Linked DNA regions of Homo sapiens: region 2 is linked to region 1. The links are chromatin contacts, found by Hi-C or POLR2A ChIA-PET in ENCODE. All regions are on one chromosome and are shown on one strand. The core of a region is the stretch at or near the end of the contact, and the rest is flanking DNA. Distances in the headings are between cores, read along the strand shown. Region 1 holds the start of SCN8A (sodium voltage-gated channel alpha subunit 8). Region 2 overlaps GALNT6 (polypeptide N-acetylgalactosaminyltransferase 6).

Region 1 (5,641 bases), core at 1,676-4,175:
TAGCAAGATCAATATTGAAAACGAAGGGCAAAGTCAAGGGCTGAAAGTACCTGATTTCAAGATTTATTATAAAGGCAGAGTAATCCAGACAGTGTGGTATTAGTGCCAAGACAGAAAAATATATCAATGAAACAGAAGGAGAGTTTAGAACTAGATTCTTACATACTTGAGTAAACGATTTTTTGCAAAGGTGCAAGGGTAGTCAGTGGAGACAGGATAGTGTTTTCAACAAATAGTATGGGGACAACTATATATCTATGCAACAAAACAACAAAAGAACTTCAAACTACATTTCATACCACATACAAAAATCAATTCAAAATGGATTATAAACCTAAATGTAAACTCTAGAACTATAAAATTTCCAGAAGGAAACATAGGATAAAATATTTGGGGCCTTGTGTTGGGCAAAAACTTATTAGACATGACATTAAAAGCATGATTCATAGAAGAAAAAATAATAAACTGAACTTCATAAAAATTAAGAAGGTCTAATTTTTTTTTTTTTAAGAGACAGGTTCTGGCTATGTTGGCCAGGCTTGAGTGCAGCAGCTATTCACAGGCCCAATTATAACACATTATAGCCTCCAACTTCTGGCCTCAGGAGATCCTCTTGCCCGAGCCTCCCGAGTAGCTGGGACTACAAGTGTGCACCAGGACAACTGGCTGAAGAACCTCTGCTTTTGGAAAAACACTGTTAAGAGAGTAAAAAGAATAAAAAGATAAGCCTAAACTGGGAAACAATATTTGCCAATCACATGTCTGACAGAAGATTTGTATCCACAATATATAAACAACTCTTTAATTTTTTTAAAAAAATTTTAGAATCAGAGTCTCCTGTGTTGTCCATGCTGGACTTGAAATCCTAGGTTTAAGCAATTATTCCTGCTCAGTGTCCAGAGTAGCTGGGACACCAGGCATGCGTCACTGAGCCCAGCCAGGATATATAAACAACTCGTAAAACTCAATTAACAAGAAAAAACCCCACCAATTTTTAAATAGGCTAAAGACTTGAAGAGACACTTCGCCAGGAGGATTTACAGATGACAAGTCCATGAAAAGATGTTCAACATCTTTAGTCACTAGTGAAATGGACGACAGACCCACAGCGAGATAAAACTACACATCTATTCAAATGGCTAAAATTAAAAAGACTGATCACTCCAAATGTTGGTGAGGATGTAGAACAACTGAAATTCATGTGCTGCTAGTAGGAATGGAAAGGCACAACCACTTTGGAAGGCAGTTTGGCCCTTTCTTAATATGTTAAATATACACCTAAGACAGGACTCAGTTATTCCATTCCTAGATATTTATACCCACGAGAAACGAAAGCATATATATCCATACAAAGACCTGCACACGAAAGCTCATAACAGCTTTGTTCGTAACGGACAAACATTGGAAATAACCTAAATGTCATCAACAGGTGACTGGATAAACACATTGTGGTGTATCCCCATAAAGAATACTACTAAGCAGTAAAAAAGAACTCTTGATAGGCAACGACTGAATAATCTCAAAACGATTATGCCGAGTGGAAGAAGCCATACAAAAAAGAGAGTTTGTACTGTATGATTCCATTTATTTAAAATTCCGGAAAATGCAAACCAATGTACAGTAATAGAAAGAAGATCAGTGGTTGCCTGGAGAGGGTGTGTGGGGGCGAGCGATGCAGGGAGTGATTACAAAGAAGCACACGGAGAAATTTTTGGAGGTGATGGGTGTGTTCATTACCTTGGTGGTGATGGTTTCATGAGTGCACACATAACTCAAAATTGTACAATCTAAACACACGCAAATATACCCCAGTAAAGCTAATTTTAAATGTATTGTAGAGGGCACATTATGTGATAAGCATACCATGTGCCTGGCTGTGTTAGCAATGTGTGAAGTGCATGCTCCCCGTTAGTACAAACAAGAAGTTTATAAGGTTGCTACTGTGACTGTTTCCTTTTACAGACGAGAACACTGAGGTTTGGAGAGGTTGTTACACCCTTTTTCCCTCTTGTGATTGGTGGTAGGAAAATATTAAGTAGAGGAGAGACACAGTAAAGTGCCAAGAGCTCTGGCACTCATTACCTAGATCCTCGCGAGGGTGGAGTGAGCGGTCGAAATGCTCATGCCTACTTTACAGATGGACAGACTGAGGATCGGAAAGACTGAGGTGGCCTGGGGGCTGTCAGGGAGGCAGCGCCTCCCCGCTCCTGGCAGCAGGTCCCTGTGGGCTGAAACACGAGCCTCCACCTGCCGCTGATTGACTTCTCGTTTTTTCAGTGGGCCCAAGATCCTGTAAATTGAGTTCCCTGCGCTTTTGGATGTCAGAAACTTCACTGAGCGCGGCACTGTTGGGGGGCAGGAGAAAGGTAAGACTTGGCACTGACGCGGGCCACAGAGCACGCGGGTCACCACGACAGCTTTCGGGTCTCGCCGCCCGGCGCTGGCGAGCAGCCAGCCAGCGTCTCGCGGCGGGTCCCGGTCCTCAGCCCGCGGCCCCTCCCGGCGGCTCGGCGGGGGCGTAGTGGAGGCGGGCCCGGGGACGCTCGCTGGCGCTCCCGCGCGGCGCCCCCTGCCGGCGCCCTGTTCCCTCTTGCCCCTGATCCGCTCCCGGCGGCGCGGAGACGCGAGTCTGAGAGCCTGCGGGCGGGCGGCGCGCTGCAGGCGAGCGGGCGAGCGGGCGCGCCCTGCAGGGGTAGGTGGGCCGCGGGGGCGCGGGCGGGCGGGCGCGAAGCGCAGGGAGGGGGCGGGGGCGGTGGCAGCGGCGCTTGCGGGCCGGGGCCGGCCCGGGCAGGGGGCGCGCGCGGAGGGGTAGGCGCGGGGGCGGGGCGGGCGGGGGGCCCGGCAGTAGGGGCGCGCGCGCGGTGGCGCGCGGCGGGCGCGAGTCATCAATTATGCAAGGACTCGGGCGGTGCGGGGGGCGGGCGCGGGGAGCGCTCCAAGATGGCGCCCACCGCAGTCCCGCCCGCCGCATCCTCGGCGCCTTTGCAGTCCGGCCGCGCCTCCCGGGCCCCGCGTTAGGGCCGCCGCTGCCTCCCTCGCCGCCGCCGCTGCCGTAAGTCGCCCCAGAGCCCCCGCCCTAGCGCTGCTTCCTGCCCTCCGGGTTTCCCTTCTCGCCTCGGGACCCTTGAGCGGGGCTCGCCCATCTCCAGTCAGGGGCTTTGCCGCAGAGTGCGCGGCGGGGCTCCAGGGGCCGTGGAGCTGGGGCTCTGCTCTCCTTGTTTTGGACAGGTGTTTGGAACTCTTGCTTCCTTCTACTGTGTGTACCGGGGGTCTCTTAAGAGAACTGAGGACCACCAGTCCCCACCCCGGACACCCTGCTTTCTCCGTCTCGGCTACAGTGAGGGACACGGCCCGTCCTTGGTGCCCCTTCCGCGGTGCAGCCCTCCATCCCTCCCTCAGTGCCGGGCAGAGTTGGGGCCCCTAGCCGGCTTGCACTGGGAAGGGCAGCGCTGTCGGGATCTTCCTACAGCAGCCCCTCAGCCCTCCCCCTCCCCCATGTCTTACTGCATCCTTCTCCCTCAGCCGGCTTCACACTGCTAAAAACTGCAGAAGCCAAGGGCTCCTGGGTTCTTCCCGCAGCCAGCACTCCCGACTCCCTCTGTCCTTTACTCGGATGCGTTCGTCCCCCTCCCAACAGGGTGCTCTGGAGTTGTGATGGGGGCTCCCGGGACCTTCCTCGGCAGGCGAGGATTCCTGCATTTGGAAGCACATCACTTTGAGAATATCCCCTTCCCCCATCCCACCCCCACCCCCACCCCCCACCCCCACGCCACCCGATGCAGAGCTTGTTCCTCTCCTCTCCCTCCCCCACCTTACCATCAGCAGCAGCACCCTTGGCTTCTTGTTAGCGTTGGGGTACAGGACTGTTTGCCCAGCTCCGTGGGCTTGGACCCTCCTCTCTAGTTCTCACTTGGTACCTTGGGGCACCGCAAAGCCTCTGCAGTTTCTCCTGAGAGCTCAGCTCCATCCCCTCCATTGCCAGCAACAACCACCGGTGGAGACTTGGCTAACTTTCCAGGGGTTAGCCAGGACTGTCAGACCCTTTCAGGGGCCCCAGCTTCGAGTTGGGATGGAATGGGAACCATTTTTCAGCCCGATAAATAGGATTCTTCAAACCATGCATTCCATCCGACTACTCCACCCTATGCCCTCTTCCTCACTTACACTGCAGTTTTTGAAGCATGAGGGAATACATTTTATGTCCGGAGATTCCAAGGTTCTGCATCAGCGTTCATAATAAATGGATGTCATCTGTTTGGGGGGAGGGTAGAAGAAACTTTGGATTGCATCTGGCTAAAGTCAGGGGGAGGGAGAAATAATTAGCATGGAGCAAGCTCTGCCACACAAGGAAAACTGCTTTTTATGCACAGTGGGCACCAGAGAGTCAGGGATGGAAGCAGGAAGTGTGGGTGGGGGCCATGGGGGTAAAGGGGGAGAGTGCTTTTTATAACTGTTTTCCCAAGTTTGAACCTGGAGAGCCTTTAGAGAGAGGTAGCAGTGTGTTAGGGCTGGGGGATGTTTTAGCTTTCCAATGGAGATTTCGGGTGTGGTAGGTTTTTCACTGTCTCAAAATCCCTCTGCACTTCTCTTTTCTCCACGTGCATTAGAAGATGTGGAGGGGGGGATGTTGTGCTTTTATTCTTTTCTCAAAAAAAATTTTTTTTTTGATTTGTGATGCAAATGGCTGGATAACATTACCACACGGTACCATCCTGGTAGGAATCTTGGGGGAATCAGACTTAAAATGCTGAAAGCTTTATAGCACATTACATGTAACCTGGTTCTTGAAATACTGCAGCATTTTTCTTTGGAGCTCATGACCCATAAGGCCTTCATTTCTCCCTGAAAGAGGATTTGGTTGCTGGTTGGTGAGGTGGTGGTTGTGGGTAGTGATCCTTTGGTGTTCAGCACGCATTCCCTGTCCTAGAAATTGAGGTCCTCCCTGGAGAGGGCTGCAAGCATGTTCCGTGTTCTCTGAACATCTGATTCAGGGTATATGTAAATGTGTTGTGTTTCTGAGTAGAGCTGGTGGTGGGTATTGCAAAGCAGTTCATAATGGTGCAGATCAGTTATTGGTTTCTTGGCTTCAGTTTGAGCAGCTTTGGTTTTCATTTGGGGTTTTGTCAACTTTTATCAAAATCTTTGGAGGATTTTGTTTTAAATTAATAAAGGATAATCAAGTGGAATACTGCATCCTTAAAAACAACCATACGGTTGCTGTTGCTTTCCTTGTAGGACCCTTAAGAATTTTTTCTCCTGGTCCAGCTTTGGGTTGCCTGTGTTTAGGCTTGTATTCAGGTTTCTTGCTGTGGTGCTGAAAGGACAGTTCCCCGACCAGTTCTGCGGCGAAGTGCACACACACTGGACATGATTGAGTTTTTTTTTGCTTTTTATTATCAGCAGGCTTTCTCGTGGATGTGTATGTACATGCGCAGCTGGGTTTGTACTTGAGGTTGAGGCCTAGTTATCATATTTTATTACTCCCACATAACTCTTCATTTTGGCTGTCCCTCATGGAGACAATGTTTTACAGGCTGCAACAGATCCATATGTAAGCCATAAGTGACATTTTGCTGACTGCATTATTTCAGCACACTTCAGTCATTTCAAATAGCAAGCAACTGTTAATATTCTTGGTCTC
Region 2 (5,641 bases), core at 1,989-4,488, 220 kb before region 1:
CTGTGGTGCTAGATCCTATGCCTGTTCACCTGGGCACCCTCTCTAATGTCAGGGACAGCACCTCAGAGTTGTGTTTCTGTGGTCACGTATCAAGTACAAACTTTTTGTTGTTGTTGTTGAGATGGAGTCTCATTCTGTCACCCAGGCTGGAGTGCAATGGCGTGATCTTGGCTCACTGCAACCTCCACCTCCTGGGCTCAAGTGATTCTCCTGCCTCAGCCTCCTGAGTAGCTAGGACTACAGGTGTGTGCAACCATGCCTGGCTCATTTTTACATTTTTAGTAGAGATAGCATTTCACCATATTGGCCAGGCTGGTCTCGTACTCCTGGCCTCAAGTGATTCGCCTGCCTTGGCCTCCCAAAGTTCTGGGATTACAGGCATGAGCCACCACGCCCGGCCCAAGTACAAAATTCTGACAGAGGCTCTCAGATGCCTCCCTCAGTTTCTCCACCCTCTCAGCCACCATCTTCCAGAGCTGCAATTCCACAGCTCCATTGCACGGTTGTTTTCCAGTGTCTAGGATTCCCTGTCTCCCAGGCTCTTCACGGTAACGTCGATGGGTGGGCATACACAAATGGTGACTCCTTGCTTGCTGGATCAGCAGCAGGACATCTGACTCTAATCCCCTTTGTAACCTCCTCTGCAGATAGAATTCTTTAAGGTGAAAACATGCCCAGCAGCTTTTTAATTATATTAAGAAAATACTTGCACCAAGCACCTACCACGGACCAGGCACAGTGGCGAGCCCAGCCGGCTTGACCATTTGTCCTAAGGAACAAACCACCCAGAAGCAAGGCTGACCAGGAAACAGGCAATTCCAGGGCAGGTGATCCATGATCTAACAGAGGTAGTGCTGGGGTGTGGGTCCCAAAGAAGGGCCAAATCTCCTGGATTTGAGGAGCGGGGAAAGCTTTTTGAAGGGAAGATGTCTCTACTGAGACCTCCAGCTCCTTTCAAAGAAGAGTTTTAGTTCATGGCCCTGTAATTTAGTCTGAAATCCTCAGAGCATTAACAATAGCTCTATTCTGGCTGGGCACGGTGGCTCACTCCTGTAATCCCAGCACTTTGGGAGGCCAAGGCAGATGGATCACTTGAGCCAAGGAATTTGAGACCAGCCTGGCCAACATGGTGAGACCCTGCCACTATTAAAAATACAAAAATTAGGCCAGACGCGCTGGCTCATGGCTGTAATCCCAGTACTTTGGGAGGCGGAGGCAGGTGGATCACCTGAGGTTGGGAGTTCGAGACCAGCCTGACCAACATGGAGAAACCCTGTCTCTACTGAAAATACAAAATTAGCTGGGCACGCATGCTTGTAATCCCAGCTACTCGGGAGGCTGAGGCAGGTGAATCGTTTGAACTTGGGAGGCAGAGGTTGCAGTGAGCCGAGATTGCACCATTGCACTCCAGCCTGGGCAACAAGAGCGAAACTCCGTCTCAAAAAAACCAAAAACAAACAAACAAAAATTAGCCAGGTGTGGTGGCGCACACCTGTAAACCCAGCTACTCGGGAGGCTGAGGCAGGAGAACTGCTTGAACCCAGGAGGTGGAGGTTGCAGTGAGCTGAGATCATGCCACTGCACTCCAACCTGAGTGACATAGCAAGACTTGTCTCAAAACAAAAAACAAACGAAGAATAGCTCTATTCTGAAGCAGTCCATCTTGAAACATACCGAATTCCAAACCTTACTATGTTTTACTAACTGCCATTTTGGTTTATCTCTGCCACGGTTCTGTTCTGTGCAGAATGGAGTTGCCTGCAGTTTCAGATGTGGGGGACAGATGTGACAATTGTGTGTCCTTTTCCTTTTGGACTGTGGGATCAGCCCAGAGCTTGGGCCTTGCTCTGAATGCAGCATTCTACAAACGGCAGGTCCTGAAATTAAGCAGCTTAGGGGGTTGCATGCAATTGATCTCCCACAAATGCACGCACACAATAACCCAGCACTGAGCTGGAGTGTGTGCCGGTGTGGGTGAGGTAGGTGTCTTCATGGTGACTTCTTTATTTAATCTTCTCTATGATAGTTAACAACTCTATGAAACAGGGAGTATTGTCCCCAGTGTTTATAGATGGGGAAAGTAAGACTCAAAGTGACTAGCCCAGGGTGGCAGAAGCACAAAGGGCAGCAGCAGGATCCTAGCCAGTCTGCATGTGAGGACTCCCCACCTTCTCCCTCCAGGGGAAGTGAGGCCATGGAATTTTTTTTTTTTTTAATTTTTTAATTCTGGAGCAGATTAAGATCAGAAGGCCAAGGACTTAATGCACCTGAGTTTCAAGGTGGTCTCTTGACCACCAGTGAGGCCACGGACTTTTTTTTTTAAATTTTTTTATTCTGGAGCAGATTAAGATGAGAAGGCCAAGGACTTAATGCACCCGAGTTTCAAGGTGGTCTCTGCTTCCTCTCGCAGTCACCCAAGGCCTTGCCATTTCCCTGTGTGTGAGATCCCGGGAGGGAAAGGGAGAGAAAGGGGTTTGTTGAAGCTGTTCTTTAGTCACTGTCCTGGAGAGTGGCGCCTAGGAGAAGGAAAGTCTCTATAATTTGGAATTTCAGCTTTTTCCTTCTTTTTTTTTCCATGTTTTTTTTTTTTTTCTTCTTTTTTTTGGAGACAGAGTCTTACTCTGTCGCCCAGGCTGGAGTGCAGTGGTGCAATCTCGACTCACCACAACCTCCACCTCCTGGGTTCAAGCAATTATCCTGCTTCAGCCTCCCAAGTAGCTGAGATTATTGGCACCTGCCACCACGCCCCGCTAATTTTTTGTATTTTTTGTGAAGATGGGGCTTCACCATGTTGGCCAGGCTGGTCTCGAATTCCTGACCTCAAGTGATCTGCCCGCCTCGGCCTCCCAAAGAGTTGGAATTACAGGCGTGAGCCACTACGCCCCGCCCACTTTTTCCTTCTTCAATCCTACTGGACAGACAGGTGAGGTGATTATGACATGGCGCTCATTTATGAATGGATTCTTCAGGCAGTCATCTGAGGAGGGGGCTGTATCTTACTTAACTCCAGGAATGAGGCCTCTTATCTCTGGGGGCCAGGACCTCAGGAATCAAAATCAGCCTCATGCAGCAGCCTCAGCCCAGCACTCACTCCACAAATGTCTGTCAATGTGCTGCCAGGTGCCAGATGCTGTTCTGGGAAGGGAGGGGCCTGGTCTGGGTCCTGCCCTTTGAGACTCATAGTGCACCTGCAGCCCCGGGTGCTGGCCCTGACAGGAAGGAGGGAGGAAGCCCAGGCTCCTCAGCATGGCTGCTGTGTTTCCCCGAGAGCTTGCCCAGCTCTGCGCACAGGAAGTTCACGGTAGTGGAGATAACCCACGGACAAAACATCATAGGAAGTGGGTTTTGTGGTGAGAGACAGTGAAGCACTGAGCTGTGAACCTCAGGGGGGGCCCCGAGCACTACAAAGCCCTTCTCCCACGCCTTCCTTCCAGTCTGGTGAGGCCAGACCCAGGGATTCTCAGCCTGAGAGGCTTCCAGCCTCTGGCCTCAAGCCCTTCTGGGGAGACAACTCCCCTAAGCAATGCCCCTCGTGATACTCCACCTGTTCCACCCCCAGACCTACTGGACAGACCCAGAACTGAGGAGACTGGAGCTGAGCATAGCTGTACCGGTGAGCCCAGCCACACACTCATGTCCCCGCCGTGACAGCCTTCCAACTTAGGTTCAACACCCCACCACCCCAACCAGCTTCACTCCTCACAACTCAAGTCCACAAGACCCCTGGGATGCCAACACAGACACCGCACTCAGTTCCATGATCTGAAGTATCATGCAGATGGCTCCCAGGGATTCCTTCCTGACCTTGCCATCTTCACTTGGATGTGGAACAAAATGGAAAATTCAACATATGCCCAAAACAGGCTCTGAATTTCCCCTGCAAATCTGCCCCCCAGTCTCCCTCACGTCAGTACACGGTGCCAGCATCCCTCCAGCTGCTCTAACCTGGAAGTCATGCTAGAATCCCCCCTGCTGTCCCCTTCCACAATCAGCACATCTGCAGGTACTGCCAGCTCTCTCTCTCATCCCCACAGTCACTGCTTTTCTGCCTTCTATACCACTCTCCTCAATCTATTCTTGACACGGCAGCTACTGTGAGAAGTAAAATTCTCTCTAAAAATCATAAATCAGATCATGTCACTACAGCGGCTTCAAATTGTATTTAAAAACAAATCCATGGTGTTTCCTTATGGAAAGGTATGATGGTTCCTTAAAAAAAACTAAAGACAGAATTACCATATGATCCAGCAATTCCACTTTTGGGCATATACCCTGAAGAGCTGAAAGCAGAGACTTGGATATTTGCACACCAATGTTCACAGCAGCATTAGTCACGATAGCCAAAGGCAGAAACAGCCTCAGTGTCCATCAGCGAATGAACGGACAAACAAAATGTGGTGTATACATACAATAGAATAGTATTCAGCCTTAAAAAGTAAATTCTGGGCCGGGTTTGGTGGCTCACGCCTGTAATCTCAGCACTTTGGGAGGCCAAGGTGGGTGGATCACCTGAGGTCAGGAGTTCGAGACCAGCCTGACCAACACGGAGAAACCCTGTCTCTACTAAAAATTCAGAATTAGCCAGCACGTGCCTGTAATCCCAACTACTCGGGAGGCCGAGGCAGGAGAATCACTTGAACCCAGGAGGTGGAGGTTGCGGTGAGCCAAGATTGCGCCAATGGGCAACAAGAACGAACTCCATCTCAAAAAAAATAAAGTAAATTCTGACAAATGTTACAACATGGATGAATCTTGAAGGCATTATGCTAAGTGAAATAAGCCAGTCACAAAAGGACAAATACTGTATGATTCCACTTATGATAATCAAATTCATAGAGACAGAAAGTAGAAGGGTGGTTGCCAGGGGTTGTGGGGAGGACAGCGTGGAGAATTCATGTTTAATAGGTACAGAATTTCAGTTTGGGATGACAAAAAATAAGTTATTGGCTGGTTGTGGTGACTCACGCATGTAATCCTAGCACTTTGGGAGGCTGGGAGTTCCAGACCAGCCTGGTCAACATGGTGAGACCCCATCTTATTAAAAAAGGGAAAAAAAAAAGTTCCGGAGATGGTTGCACAATAATGTGAATGCATTTAAAATCAATAAACTGTGGACTGAAACCGTGAAGATGATACGTTTTATGTCGTGCCTTTTACTACATACACACATGAAAAATCCAAACACTGTCGGTGGCTTACGGAGGTCTCACAATTTGGTCCCGCTAGCCTTTTAAAAAATTATTATTATTATTATTATTATTATTATTATTATTATTATTATTTGAGATGGAGTTTTGCTCTTGTCGCCCAGGCTGGAGTGCAATGGTGTGATCTCAGCTCACTGCAACCTCCGCCTCCGGGGTTCAAGCAATTCTTCTGCCTCAGCCTCCTGAGTAGCTGGGATTACAGGTGCCCACCACCATGCCTGGCTAATTTTTGTATTTTTAGTAGAGACGGGGTTTCTCCATGTTGGCCAGGCTGGTCCCAAACTCCTGACCTCAAGGGTTCTCTTGCCTCGGCCTCTCAAAGTGCTGGAATTAACAGGCATGAGCCATGGGCCCGGCTCCTTACACCCACTCCACCAGCACTCTTTCTGCTCCCTGGCTTACTTTGTTTAAGCCACACTGTCTTCTTTCTGCCT

Evidence for each region. A loop is a pair of places that touch in the nucleus more often than their neighbours do. ChIA-PET counts read pairs that join two places held with the same protein, here RNA polymerase II (POLR2A). Pooled maps may share reads with other maps.
Region 2: a loop to region 1 is called in a pooled map, with 7 times the contacts of the local background. The contact joins the enhancer-like site here to the promoter of SCN8A in region 1. A Hi-C loop is called at or near these places in 8 of 50 pooled maps. POLR2A ChIA-PET finds 5 or more read pairs at or near these places in 2 of 52 experiments (BJ and activated T-cell).

The regions. Positions count from the first base shown.
Region 1 is chr12:51,588,308-51,593,948 of GRCh38, forward strand. SCN8A (sodium voltage-gated channel alpha subunit 8) reads left to right here and starts at 2,926. Exons shown (of 27, transcript NM_001330260.2): 1 at 2,926-3,052. RefSeq lists a silencer at 2,429-2,678.
Region 2 is chr12:51,365,818-51,371,458 of GRCh38, forward strand. All of the region lies in intron 4 of GALNT6 (polypeptide N-acetylgalactosaminyltransferase 6), which reads right to left. Among named protein-coding and RNA genes, the nearest start is that of CELA1, 22 kb to the left of the region's middle. RefSeq lists enhancers at 3,509-3,658, 5,497-5,641. Within about 2 kb of position 3,239, at least 7 of the 41 ENCODE cell types and tissues checked have a DNase peak (open chromatin) inside an H3K27ac peak, as active enhancers do.